Linked DNA regions of Homo sapiens: region 1 is linked to region 2. Evidence: chromatin contacts called from ENCODE Hi-C or POLR2A ChIA-PET data. All regions are on one chromosome and are shown on one strand. The core of a region is the stretch at or near the end of the contact, and the rest is flanking DNA. Distances in the headings are between cores, read along the strand shown.

Region 1 (6,796 bases), core at 2,527-5,026, 570 kb before region 2:
AAAGTGCTGGGATTATAGGCATGAGCCACCATGCCTGGCGGACTTTAAAATATTTCTAATAGAAAAGTTAAATCAACTTTCTTTATGGCTATAAAAGTACCCATGTCCACTAGATAACTTGGAAAACACAAATAAACAGCACGTATGATTTGGATAGAGTTTTCATGTTTTTGTCTCACCAGCAGTTTACTACAATGGAGGAACTCCTCTAAGGGCATTACTATAACTATGTGAACTTTAATAATGATACTAATAAAAGAATATTTAATAGACATCTATTGAGAACTTATGCTCCTGGTATTGTAAGTAATGTTTATATGCATTACCTTTTCATTATTTAATCCTCACAACAACTCTATAAGGGCATAGGAAAATTATTATTTTTCTTTTTATTTTATGGAGATAGCACCTGAGGCTCAGAGAGGTTGAGTAGCTTTTTCAAAGTCACACCGCTGGTATATGCCAAAGCTATGGTTCACAACTAAGTCTGTCTGGCTATTAACAGCCACTACAATGTATAAACTCTTAAAGCTATAGAAAAATCATGCCTGCTGTGGTAAAAATTTGAAAACTTTTTAAAAACCATAGAAAACTTTTTAAAAACAGTAAATGGAAAAAAAAGCTAACATTTTGGCTTTCTTTTCTACTCTCCCTTTTTTGTCTTTAATAATTCAGATGATACTAAATATATAATTTCATAATCTGTTTTCACTTTTAAAATCAACATTTTCTCTTGTCATTAATGCATTTGCAGTCTATAATTTAATAGCTTTATTTATTAGATTAACATTAGGTTTTTAGTATCCCTTATTATAAACGATGCTCCAGAGAACACTTTCGAGGAAATCTGCTTGCATTTTGAATTTTTCCAAATGATAAACTTCTGGGAAAATGGGAAGAGTTGAGACAAAGTGCCAGAGAAGAAAAGTTTTCTACAAGCCTGCCTTTGGATACTGGCCAGCTCCCTGGAATGAGAGTTCCAGAGCCCAAACAAGGTAAGGAGAAAGACCACCCAAGGAAGGGGGAAACAGAAGATTGGTTACATATGGGGCATTGATGTAATATCTAAATACATTAAGAATGATGAGAACCAGGTTTCCCTTTGCCCAAAAGGGAGGTACAAATATGAGCAGAGACAAAACTAGAAAGCATCCTGCGTTTGATTCGAAAAGGATGCACCTGTGTGAACTCATGAGCCTCCACATATATATAGAAATATAATTGTAAATGTGTGTATATGTATATACTAATGTATATACATACACATGCATGTATATACATACTTATATTCCTTGGCTCTAATGACTGGGCTTTGGAGCAGCAAATCCCTCAATGGCAAGGAGTACACTTAGAGAGTCTAGACCTTGATTTCTAAATACCACACTCCATCAAAAGGAGCCAGGGCTTAATGGCCAATTCCAGGACCAAGGCAGGTAAAACCCAAGACAAGCTTAGAACATCTTGTGCCAGAAAACAAGAAAAGTGCTCAAAGATAATGGAGTCATCTCTAAAAAGACACTGAAGCCAGCCTGAAGGAGCTCCTACTAGCCAAACTAGGGGGTGAGAGGGGTAATTTGAGCACCAAAATACAGTAACAGATTATATCCCACTGAATTAAATAAGACTCCGAGAGTGTACAGATATAAATAAATAAATGAATTGAAACACGATATTTACATAGTTTCAAATGATCTCTTCACAAAACAATCATTACAGTAGAAGAGTGATTTTAGTGAAGACACTTGGCAAGCATCGCCTTAATTGAGTAATCAAAGGTAATACCACCAATAACAAGACGAATGGAAATCACATGCCACCTAAAGTATGCCGTGAAAAAAGCACAGCATCACTTCTGTGATTATTTCCTGCCAAAGACACAATTGATGGATGTTCTACAAAATAGCCTGTGATTTTCCTAAGTGTCAAGATTGGGAAAAATCAAGCAAAGCTTGAGAAACTGTTCCAGATCAAAGGAGATTAAAGAAACAGGACTTACTCAGAGCAAATTGCAATTGGGAACAGATCTTTTTGCCATGAAGAACCTTACTGGGACAACTGGCAAAATCTGAACCGAGTCTGAGGATAAAATGGTAGAAATGTATCAGTGATAATTTCCTGATTGTGACGGCTGCACCGTAGTTATGTCTGTCTGTAAGCCGTACTAAAGTAAACAGAGTGACAGAGCAGCAGGTTGGCACTTTACTGTCAAATGGTTCCCTTCCACTCCCCAGAGATGGTACACCCTGCAGCCCCTCTGACTCCACAGTTCGAGTCTTCATCTCTCCTGGTGTTGGCTCCCCTTTTGAAGTTGGGGGCCAGAGAAGCAAAAGAGTACAGGATCAGAAGTTGAAATATTTGGCTTTAAGTTTTGGTTCTTGGCTTTCTAGGTGTGCTCACTGAGCAAGACACACCCAGTTGTCTTCCCGGTAAAACAGACAACAAAAAGTTGCTTCAAGGGAAGCAGGTGAAGGGAAGGTTCTGCACAGCGTTGTTGTTAATAGTGAAAATGTGGATACTTAAAAGGCCCAACATGCCGGGCGCGGTGGCTCACGCCTGTAATCCCAGCACTTTGGGAGGCCGAGGCGGGCGGATCACGAGGTCAGGAGATCGAGACCATTCTGGCTAACACGGTGAAACCCCATCTCTACTAAAAATACAAAAAATTAGCTGGGCATGGTGGCGGGCGCCTGTAGTCCCAGCTACTCGGGAGGCTGAGGCAGGAGAATGGCGTGAACCCGGGAGGCGGAGCTTGCGGTGAGCCGAGATCGCGCCACTGCACTCCAGCCTGGGCCACAGAGCGAGACTACGTCTCAAAAAAAAAAAAAAAGGCCCAACATTTGATGAACGGTCAAATAAATCATGACACATCCTTACCGTGTAGTCACTAAAACTGATGTTTACAAAATCTTTTCACGGAACGAGATGTTCCTTTAATTAACAAAACTGGGATTTAAAAAAAAATAGTTCTCAAAGACTGAACCACCAACCTGCAAATGACTGTGCATGACACCCCTTGCTACTTGCCTCAAGCTCCTCTGCTACCACGCGAACCAAGCAATGCCCCTCCAGGTGGCCGGCCTCCGCCAGGCCTGCGGAGATCCAGGTTACGCTCCGATGGGTCCGCAATACTCTGCGCACACACTCCCTCCATAAGCGGCACACGCTGAGGACGCAAACGCACAAAGGATTGCGAACGGACGTTCATTTTCGTCTCTCCCACAGCTCACAAACCCCCACCCGCTGGCGCAGCAGCAGGAGATCCCTGCGGGATCCAAAGTCCCCGGGGTAGGTAGGTGTCAGTCAGGGCGCTAGTTCGGAAGAAGAGCCAGATATGGAGAAAACCTTAAGGGGAACTTCGCCCCTCAGGGAAGTCCCCCCGGGGCACCACGGCTGGGAGATACCTCGCGGGTAGGGGGTCACCTCAGGTAGGGCGAGCGAGCCGGGGACGGCCCTGGTGGGTCCCAAGGGTCTCTCCCCCCACCCCGCCAGCCTGGGACATGCCCACGGCGTGTCCCCAGGCAAGCTTCCCGCCTCCGCCTCCTCTCCTCACCAGGCCACCCGCAGCAACGCCTTGGCGGGCAGGAAGGTGAGCACACGCTCCACCACCTCCGCCAGGTTACTCAACACGAAGGTGCTCCGCGGGTCTACGGAGGAGCCGCGGCACTCGCCGCAGCAGCCTACCGGCTCCATTCCTCACCAGCCCGCCGGAACCAGTCCTACGGCGGCTCGGAGGAACCCGATTACGCCAGCATAGGGTTGCCCGGCCGGCGCGCACTGAGCAGGCGTCCGCGCCACTTCCGGCTGGACGGGGAAGGTGGGCGTGGCAACGCCGGTGCGTTCCCTCGTCTGGAGCCCGTACTCCGAGGTGTACTCCGTTCCGTAATACGCTCGGAACTGTTTTCTTCATTTTTGAGATTGGGTCTAATGCTGTGGCCAGGCGGGAGTGGAGTGGCGCGGCCTCTGCTCACTGCAGCTTCTACCTCCCAGGCTCAAGCGATCCTCCCGCCTCAGCCTCCCTCGTAGCTTTAACTACAAGCTCCCGCCACCACGCCCAGCTAATTTTTGTATTTTTTGTAGAGACGGGTTTCCAGGCTGGTCTGAAACTCCAGGGCTCAAGCGATACTCCCGCCTGGGCCTCCCAAGGTGCTGGAATTACAGACATAAGCCACCGCTCCTGGCAACTTTCTAGGAGGCCTCCTGCAGTGAAAATAAATTCTTCTTCTGTGCCTGTGCCTCTCACTGCCCTGGCACCGCCATATTTCTGAGTTTACATCTTTCTCTAATTCACAAATTCCTTGCAGGGACTAGGTAGTACTTATTGCTCTTCGTAGTCCCAATGCCTGTTTAAATAGCATAAGCTCGATTTATAAACGGACGTTTGCTTTTAAAAAATTGTCTTAGTGTGTGAAAATCACTGCCTTTATTCCTTGTAAACTTAGTTAACTCGTTGTAATCTTCAGGTTTAAAGTTTCGAATGAGTAAAATGGCATAAATAGCACCTGCCATTCTAAGGTAGCTGAGTGAGATGATTGCTGTGAAGCACGCCCCAAGCTGTGCACCAGTTCCCCGCCAGGGACATCAGATTCACCTGGAAACTACTAAGTTTTAGCACATTCCCGGTCCTTATCCCAGACCTCCTGAATCAGACACTGGGGGTGAGGCCCAGCAATCTGTTTTAACACACTTTATGACGATTCTGATGCATGCTCAAACTGAGAACCACCAAGAAATGGAAGCACAGCAGACACAGGTTTGTCCCCACCTAACATCCATTCCTCCCGCCAATTCCTTCCTAAGGGAGCCCTGATTTGATCGCCAGATCTTGGGCAGAAACTTGGTCTAAATTAGCAGTTCTCATTATGGCCTCAGGACCCTTTACACCCTAAAATATTGACACGACCAATAGTTTATGTGTGTTATGACTATCAATATTTACCATATTAAAAATTAAATCAGAACATCTTAATGCTTAACTCTTTTTAAAAAACCGATGTTATACATTAACGAAATATTTTTATGGAAAACAATTATTTCCCAAATCCTCCTTCCCCCACTGGTGGATAGTATGACATTGTCAGTGGCATAAGCCTCCTGAGTAGCTGTGGTTTTTTTCTTTTTTTTGGTAGACCCAGGGTCTATGTTGCCCAGGCTGGTCTCAAACTCCTGGCCTCAAGACATCCCTCTGCCTCCGCCTCCCAAAGCGTTGAGATTACAGGTATGAGCCACCAAGCCCAGCCAGTTTTTTCCCATAGTCTATTTATAGGCGCAGCTGCTTAAGGAAGCCAGATGGCCCAGATGTCACCAGAGCTTCCTGACCCCTTGCGGAATACCAGAGGAAGATAAACAGGCGCCCTCCAGTTACCTTTAGATAATTAACATAATGCTAAAATCCTCTCCCTAAAGAAAGCTCACTGGCATCTTACGAACATGGATGTATGAAGCAGCATGTTCAGGGACTATGCCTGCTTGTCTGGAACTCCAGTCTGTGCATGCCGTTCATACCTCCCCCGCCCCTCAGCTAACTCTTTAAACTCCCCAGCCTCCCATCCCTCTGGGAGAAGGTGCCTTTAGAGTATGAGCTCCCCTTCTCCATTCTCTGGCTACTGAATGAAACCTGACTGCCTTTCAAAGTGGGCGTTCTTTCTTTGTGGCTGATATAAAGTAGGGAAAGAGGACAGTTTACCAGTGACGGCATCACTACATTTTTGCAAATATTTAATTTGTCTTAATAGAAGACAAATAGATTCTCATATTTGCTTCTGAATTCAATCTGTTGCAAAATCACATCATGTAGCCTCTGGAAAATTCCATTGTACACATGGAAGAATGAGTGAAAATGGCAAATGTTTTAATATTATGAAAATAGTCTTTTAAAACCTCTTGAAATGGTCTCAGGGGTCTCCAGTGTTCCCCAAATAAGGCTTTGAGAACCATTTGTGCAAACTAATCACGATGGTTTCATTCTTTTCACCACCATTGGTTTAGGGGTGGGCACAGGTCCCTGATGTAGCCAAGGAAAGGCAAGAGGCAGTGTGCTTGATGGGATGGTGCTTTTAGAGATTTCCTCACCTCCTAAGGAGACACTAGAAGACAGGGCCATTTATCTACCTCTGGATCAAGTAAGGGGGCTGCACATAACATGCAACCAAAAGATGAAACCAACATAGAAAAATCTCAAGGAAGCAGAGCAAAGCCCAGATGTACAGTACCTGGAGTTGTCCTACCTCTGGACTTCTTGTATGTGAAATAATCTGTCAATTGTGTGCAAGGAGGCCATGGGTATGCTAAGGAAGGAGCAGATTATTTTCACTGGGGGAACTAAGGATAGCCATAAGGAAAAAGTAGCACTTGAATTTATAATGAGAATGGAAGAGGAAAAAGGCGGAGGAAAAGGTGACTATTGTACAGACTATTTCCAGGTTCTTTCACACTTTCACTTTCTCTTGTTAAATCTGCCTGTCTTCCAAGCCTCCCCTCACCACTTCCCTCCTTAAATATCTTATTCCAGAAACTCAATAAAGCCTACAAACACATCAAGCAGAGTTTTCTTATGAGGGAAAAATGAGAAAGTAATCTTTTTTTTGCTTGCCATGATCAGCACAAACAAAATTTTTAAATGGTTCTTTATTCATAAACTTGATGCAAGTTTACAAAATTTACTGTACATTGCCAAATAAATCTGCAATTAAAAATAAAATCCATTAAACAAAGCATGCCAAATGTGCAGCTATCAGTCTGCTTGCCATCAGGATATTAAAGAATTCAACAATGTATTCAAGATTTAGCCTTAGGCTTA
Region 2 (7,609 bases), core at 561-3,060:
AACCCTGCTCTGAGGTCTACTCCAGGCATTCATCTGCTCAGCAAACATCAATTAAGCACCTTCTCTGTGCTAGCTCCCACTCTAAGTGCTGGGGGTACAGCATGGGATAAAACAAAGTCCTGGGCCTCACAGAGACGAGTGAACTCTCTCCCCTCTTCCCCATACCCACACAACTCCAGCCACTCCAGCTTCCCTGCTGCTGCTGGGGCACACCAGCCTTGCTCCCGCCTCCATGCCTGCTGCACTCTCTGTGTGGCTTGCTATCCTTTTTTTTTTTTTTTTGAGACAGTTTCACTCTTGTTCCCCAGGCTGGAGTGCAATGGCGCGACCTCGGCTCACTGCAACCTCCGCTTCCCAGGTTCAAGTGATTCTCCTGCCTCAGCCTCCCAAGTAGCTGGGATTACAGGCATGTGCCACCACACTCGGCTAATTTTGTATTTTTAGTAGAGACAGAGTTTCACTATGTTAGCCAGGCTGGTCTTGAACTCCTGACCTCAAGTGATCCGTCCCCCTCAGCCTCCCAAAGTGCTGGGATTACAGGCGTGAGCCACGGCGCCTGGCCAGTGGCTTGCTATCCTTTAAGTGACACATCAGACCAGCCCTTCTTTTTTTAAAAAATAAAAAAATAAGACAGAGTCTCCCTCTGTTGCCCAGGCTGGAGTGCCATGGCCATGCTGGTCTCGAACTCCTGACCTCAGGTGATCCACCCTCTTCACTCTCCCAAAGTGCTAGGATTACAGGCATGAGCCACCGCACCCAGCCAGAACAGCCTTTCTTGATTATACTTCTTAAAATAGCCCCTCACACAAGGAAATTATGGAGGCCAGTGGATACGTTCATTATCTTGATTGTGGTGATCCAAGAGCCAGGAAGATTTGTTCTCTACTTGTCCAGCCTCATCTTTCCCTAACCTGCAGATGATACTCTCCCAGCTATGGGAAATGCATCCATTCCTGGGGAGCCATACTCTCTCTAACCTGAAGTCTCTGCACATGCTGTTCCCTGTCTGAAGACACACGTCTCCCACCCTTGCCTCCCTACCCCTGGTACACAAACTGTACTTCAGCCAGCCAGCTCCTGCCATCCATCCGCCTTTAAGTTTGATGGCATCCTTAGGAAGCCCCCTTAGCACTACACACAAGGCGCAGTTAGGTCTCTGCCCCTGGAGCCTTAGCTATGACTCCAATTCAAGCCTCCGATTTCCCCTTCCCTTGGCAGCTCAAGTCCTCCCAGTGCCTAGCACACTTCATGGTATAGACCAGGCGCTTAGAACGTACGGATGGATGGATTGGATGGATGGATGGATAAGTCTCAACCCCAAAACTACTACTTTCTGGCTCTGGAAAGAGCGGAGGGGCTTCCTAACAGTGTGGAAGAGTGAGCCTGATTCTAAGCACCTTCTTGTACAAGCCCCACGGCAGGGCTGGGGAAGGGGGTATCCTTGGGAGGTCCTCTTGGGGATGGGGAAGACCTGAAAGGACTCCCAGCTCCAGACAAGCCCTAGTTCCTGCCCCGGGAGGCAGGGGCCCTTCCTTCCGCCAGGGAAGCACCGGGACTCTAAGCCGGCCGGCCTGCTCTGTCTTACCCGCCCCGTACCCCCGCCCCCGTCTCGGGAGCGGGAGAGTGGTGGACTTTTCCCTACCAGACTCACAGCCCTCACGCCCGCACACACTGTGTTTGCGGAGAGGCCAGTACAACCTCCCCCAGTTTCCGGAGCCACTTGGCGCCCCCTCATTCCCGCTCCAGCAGCCCAAGCCTCGCTTCGCCCCTAGTGCCTCACCATCGCGCCAAGAAGCCAGGGCCCGGGAATTTCTTTTTCCGGTCCCGCAGGGTCAGCTGAGTCGACGATCACGTGACTTGGACTAACTGCCTCTGGGAGGGCGGGGCCTGCTCGAGTGAGGCCGGGAGCGGACCGCAGCCCGCTGGAGGTGCAGGGGGCGAAATGCTGGCGTCTCCTCCTCCGTCTCCCAGAATCCTTCCCTGGAAAAAACTGGCGCCAACCGCCAGTTTAACTGAGGACCGAATTAAGACATTAGGAAAGACAGTGGAAGTTATTTCATTTGTTTAACTTAAGGGGGTAGGATCCCGGGAGCCAGGGTGTTTCAGGTCATTGACACGTTTTCCACTGTTAAGCGAATAGCATTATTCACAGCTGCGGGCTGTGGCAAAAGACATTTTAAAAACTATTGACGTCTACTACACATACAGAAAATTGTACCTATTATAAAGCTTAATAAGTTTTCATCAACTGTACACCTCACATAACCAGCACCCAGGTAAGGAAATAAACCAGATAACTTCTTCAAGTGCATGGGTATTTTATTTCATTTTGATGAATCATCTAGGTGCCTAGCAAAAAGGGCTGTCATAATTACTTGCTCAGGAAAACTCCCTACAGCTTCAACATCAATAGATGCTTATCTTAATTTTTGCCAGTCTGATGGGGAAGAAAAATCGGTTGCTTAGGTTGCAGTGGTAGTCTGATTACTGGTAGCTCTGAGCTAATGGGTAGTCTAGAACAACTAAGTTTCCGACATTGACTTGAAGAGGCAAAAACAAAAAGACAAAACAACAAGAAAAATACATTTGAGAATAGACTAATAACCAGAGACAAAATTGAATACAGTCGTCCTTTGGTAACCTCAGGATGTTGGTTCCAGGACCCCAGAGATACCAAAATTCACAGATACTCAAGTCCCTGATATAATATGGCATAGTATTTGCAAATAACCTGTGCACATCCTTCCGTATACTTTAAATCATCTCTAGATTACTATAATACCTAATACAACGTAAATGCTTTGTAAATAGCTGTTATAAAGTTTTTTAATTTTTTTTTTTGAGACGGAGTCTTGCTCTGTTGCCCAGGCTGGAGTGCAGTGGCGCGATCTCCACTCGCTGCCAGCTCTGCCACCCGGGTTCACGCCATTCTCCTGCCTCAGCCTCCCGAGTAGCTGGGACTACAGGCGCCCGCCACTGCACCCGACCTGTGTTTTTTTATTGTTTTACTTTTTCCAAATATTTTCGATGCACAGTTGGTTAAATCCAAGGATCCAGAACCTCAGGATACAGAGGGCTGACTGTAGTTTGAGCTCTCTCCTCAATTCCATGCCTATCCCATGCAACAGGTGCAGCTGGTTTTATTGTTGCAGGCTTTCAGGTTTTTAAAAGACAGAGCCCATGACAATTAAACTGCACTATAAAATAGAAATGTAAAGTGTCCCCAATTCATGGTAAAATTGAGCTCATTTCTGAAGAGTTCTTTTACAAATCATAACCACTAGCCTGTTGAAAACAACAGTACGTTAAGTTACTAGACTATCCTAAACCATGTCAAAAAAATTTTTTAAGAATGTTAAGACCTTTAATCATAGCACTTTGGTAGGCCAAGGCCGGTGGATCGCTTGAGCCCAGGAGTTCTAGACCAGCTTGTGCAACATAGGGAGACCCCAGTCTCTACAAAAAATTACCCGCTTGTCCTGGTGCACACGTGTTGTCCCAGCTACCTAAGAGGCTGAGGTCAGAGGATCTCTTGAGCCTGGGAGGTGGAGGCTGCAGTGAACCATGATGGCACCACTGTACTCCATCCATCCTGAGCAACAGAAGGAGACCATCTCAGAAAAATAAAATAAAATAAAAATAAATAAATAAATAAATAAATAAATAAATAAAGGCTGGGCACGGTGGCTCATGCCTGTAATCCTAGCACTTTGGGAGGCCGAGGCAGGCAGATCACCTGAGGTCAGGAGTTCGAGAGCGGTGGCCTGGCTAACATGGCAAAACCTGTCTCTACTGAAAAAAAACAAAAAAAATTAGCAGGGTGTGGTAGTGGGTGCCTGTAATCCCAGCCAGTCAGGAGGCTGAGGCATGAGAATCGCTTGAACGCGGGAGGTGGAGGCTGCAGTGAGCCGAGATTGCACCGCTGCATTTCAGTCAGCTTGGGCAACAGTGTGAGACTCCGTCTCAAAAAAAAAAAAAAAAAAAAGATGATTTGACTATTTAGAGCCGTGGTTCTCACACATTAGAGTGCATCATCATCACCTGCAGGGCTTGTGAAACCGGCTGCTGGGCCTCACACCAGAGTTTCTAACTCAATAGGACTGAGGTGGGGCCTGAGCATTGCGTGTCTATATTCCCAGGTGACATTTGAGACCATGCTTTGAAAACCACTAGTGTAGGGAAATATACTACAGAATATGTTATGAATATTCTTGAGAATATGTATATATGTTAACTTAGGGTTTCTGTCCAGTGGAAAAGATAACACCCAAAGATGGCAGTTTTATTTCCCAATATGATTTTCTTTTTTTTTTTTGAAATGGAGTCTCGCTCTGTCACCCAGGCTGGAGTGCAGTGGCGCCATCTTGGCTCACTGCAACCTCCACCTCCTGGGTTCACGCCATTCTCCTGCCTTAGCCTCCCGAGCAGCTGGGACCACAGGCGCCCGCCACCACGCCGGGCTAATTTTTTTATATTTTTAGTAGAGACGGGGTTTCACCGTGTTGGCCAGGATGGTCTCAATCTCCTGACCTCGTGATCCGCCCGCCTCGGCCTCCCAAAGTGCTGGGATTACAGGCGTGAGCCACTGCGCTCGGCCCCCCTTTTTTTTTTGAGACGGAATTTAATTCTGCCGCCCAGGCTGGAGTGCAGTGGCACAATCTCAGCTCACTACAACCTCCGCCTCCAGGGTTCAAGCGATTCTCTTGCCTCAGCCTCCTGAGTAGCTGGGACTACAGGTGACCACCACTGCACCTGGCTAATTTTGTATTTTTAGTAGAGACAGGGTTTCAACATGTTGGCCAGGCTGGTCTTGAACTCCTGACCTCAGGTCATCCGCCTGCCTTGACCTCCCAAAGTGCTGGGATTACAGGTGTGAGCCACCATGCCTGACCTCCCTATAGGATATTAACAAGTTTTGTCTCTATCTCAGAATACATTTCAGAATGCCCTTCCTGGAGCATTACAGACACTGTCTCTCAAAAAGCTCCTTGAACTTGCTTCACCATGTTGCTAACTCCCTTGTGAATTAAAGAAAATATCTTATACATATTCCTTCATTATTTGTATGAAAGTCATGCTTTTAACATTGTAAAAATTATTCTTCAGGCTGGGTGCGGTGGCTCATGCCTGTAATCTCAGCACTTCGGAAGGCCAAAGTGGCGGGATCACGTGAGGCCAGAAGTTTGACACCAGCCTGGCCAACATGGTGAAACTCCGTCTCTACTAAAAAAAAAAATCAAAATTAGCTAGGGGGTGCACACACCTGTAGTTCCAGCTACTTAGGAAGCTGAGGCACAAGAATTGCTTGAACCTAGGAGATGGAGGTTGCAGTTAGCTGAGGTCGTGCCACTGCACTCCAGCCAGAGCCAGACCGAGACTCTATCTCAAAGAAAAAAAAAGAAAGAAAATTATACTTCGATACAGTATGCTAATATAAAGGATATAATCTGGTTTGGCTGTGTGTCCCCATCCAGATCTCACCTTGAATTGCAATAATCCCCACGTGTCAAGGGTGGGACCAGGTGGAGATAATTGAATCATGGGGGCGGTTTCTCCCATGCTGTTCTCGTGATGGTGAATGAGTTATCACGAGATCTGATGGTTTTATAACAGGCTTTCTCCTTTGATTCGCTCTCCTTCTCTCCTGCTGCCCTGGGAAGAGGTATCTTCTGCCATAATTGTAAGTTTCCTGAGGCCTCCCCAGCCATGCAGAACTGTGAGTCAACTTAAACATCTTTTCTTTATAAACTACTCAGTCTTGGGTATTTCTTCATAGCGGAGTGAGAATGGACTAATACAGTGTACTAATAACAGCCCAGACAGTAGTATACAGGTACTACTATACTTTGATGCTAGAGGTATTCCCATTAAGGTCAGGAGCAGTATGCGCTATCATTACCATGATCTAACATTGTTCCAGAGGGTTTTAGGTCAGCAGTTCTCAACTGGAGGTGATTTTGCCGCCCTGGGGATATTTGACAGTATCTGAAATCACTTTGGCTGTCACACTGAGGAGTGCTGCTGGCATGTGGCAGGCGGAGGCTGGGGATGCTGCTAAACATCCTGCGAGGCGCAAACAGCTCCAGAACAGAGAACTGTCCAGCCCTAAACATCAACAGTGCTGCTGTGGAGAAAGCCTGGTCTAGACAAATAAAACATGGGAAATCCATTAACATACATGTGGGTGGATAATCAACTGGCATTTGCCAATGGCAGTCTAGCTAGGAGGTCCAAAAGGAGCACCTGAAGGACAGTTAGATTTTGCAGGGGCTGCATGGTGGCTCATGCCTGCAACCCCAGTGCATTGTGAGGTCGCATTGGGAATATCTCTTGAGGCCAGGCGTTCAAGACCAGCCTGGGCAACATAGTGAGACCGCATCTCTACTAAAAATTAAAACATCAGCCAGATATGGTGCTGCGCTCTGATAGTCCCAGCTGCTGAAGTGGGAGTATCGCTTGAGCCCAGGAGTTGGAGGCTATGGTGAGCTGTGATCATGGCACTGCACTTGGAAAAGATATTTTTTGAGCCAGGGTCTTTCTCTGTTGTATCCTGGGTCTTGCTATGTTGCCTGGGCTGGTCCTGAACTCCTGGCCTCAAGCAGACTTCCTGCCTCAGCCTCCAAAAGTGTTGAGATTACAGGCATGAGCCACTGCCCCTGGCCTTACAAAATAAAAAAATAAGCTGCAGGATGTTATGTGTCCCGTTGAAAGATGTTGGAAAACAGTTGTGCATGTGACCCCGCTGTAACCAGTTATAAAAGTATCAGGATCATTAAGAAATGTACTGCGTCTGGCTTTCCCAAGTTTAGGTTCCTGCTGAAAGAATGAGATAGACCTTTTCTTCCTCCCCTCCTCACCTCCCTGCAAGAACCTGGACTGTGCATTTTGATGGGCAGGCTCTTACCTCTGACAGGCCACGGGGGCCTGCAGAGCCTTTCTGTGTGTGTTTTCTGGGCACTTGGATAAAGACCCCATGTCCAGGCCTTTGTTTAGGATATTTGGCCCATGGAGGAATGAGGGTGGACTCACCTGGGAGGGATAGAGGCTTCGACTGGAAGGAGGAGTGACCTGAACTCCAGGCTCTGGGCCTACACTTTGTTCCCATGCAGCACCCTGTTAGTGGTGACTGGGGCCTGGAAGTCAGGGGCCTTGGTGGCCAAGCACTGGCTGGACAGGAGGAGCTAAGGGAGGTGAGGGGCATCTCTCCAGCACCGCCCCCCCACCCCGTCCCCAAATCAATGCTGTCTGTCGACTCAGACACAGCCGCGGCCAGCAGCAGTGCGGGTCAGGAAGGGTGAATGCAGTCAGCACGGATCTGCTCCATAGTCTCCACCTCACTTCATCTCGGGTTGTGGGGAAGTGAGTCCCCGCAGCACTGATATGATATCCTGTCAACTGAGAATATTCAGCTTGATTTAGAAAGATAAGGTGGGACATCTCTTGGGCATGGCGTGTGGAGCAGTGCCATCCCTCTGTGGCAGCGAGCCAAGCAATAAACCAGAATGTGCAAAACCTGCGTCCCAGAATCACCGTTCCCGGAGGGAAAGCCTATATTGTCAAGATGCCCACAACTAAATTAACCCAAACATTCCATCCAGCCTTGAAAAAC

The links. Hi-C counts contacts between places; a loop is a spot of excess contacts on that map. ChIA-PET counts read pairs that join two places held with the same protein, here RNA polymerase II (POLR2A). Pooled maps may share reads with other maps.
Region 1: a pooled map shows a loop between it and region 2 (4-fold over the local background). The contact joins the promoter of FBXO22 here to the promoter of COMMD4 in region 2. A Hi-C loop is called at or near these places in 4 of 50 pooled maps. POLR2A ChIA-PET finds 5 or more read pairs at or near these places in 2 of 52 experiments (A673 and activated CD4-positive, alpha-beta T cell).

The regions. Positions count from the first base shown.
Region 1 is chr15:75,900,858-75,907,653 of GRCh38, reverse strand. It overlaps FBXO22 (F-box protein 22), which reads right to left and starts at 3,776. Exons shown (of 7, transcript NM_147188.3): 1 at 3,551-3,776; 2 at 3,025-3,163. The coding sequence starts at 3,690. UBE2Q2 (ubiquitin conjugating enzyme E2 Q2) reads right to left here. Exons shown (of 13, transcript NM_173469.4): 13 at 6,576-6,796. RefSeq lists a silencer at 3,385-3,454 and enhancers at 3,505-3,554, 3,575-3,674, 3,291-3,948, 4,035-4,124, 3,949-4,608.
Region 2 is chr15:75,330,264-75,337,872 of GRCh38, reverse strand. It overlaps COMMD4 (COMM domain containing 4), which reads right to left and starts at 1,810. Exons shown (of 8, transcript NM_017828.5): 1 at 1,781-1,810. The coding sequence starts at 1,783. RefSeq lists enhancers at 1,417-1,586, 1,927-1,976.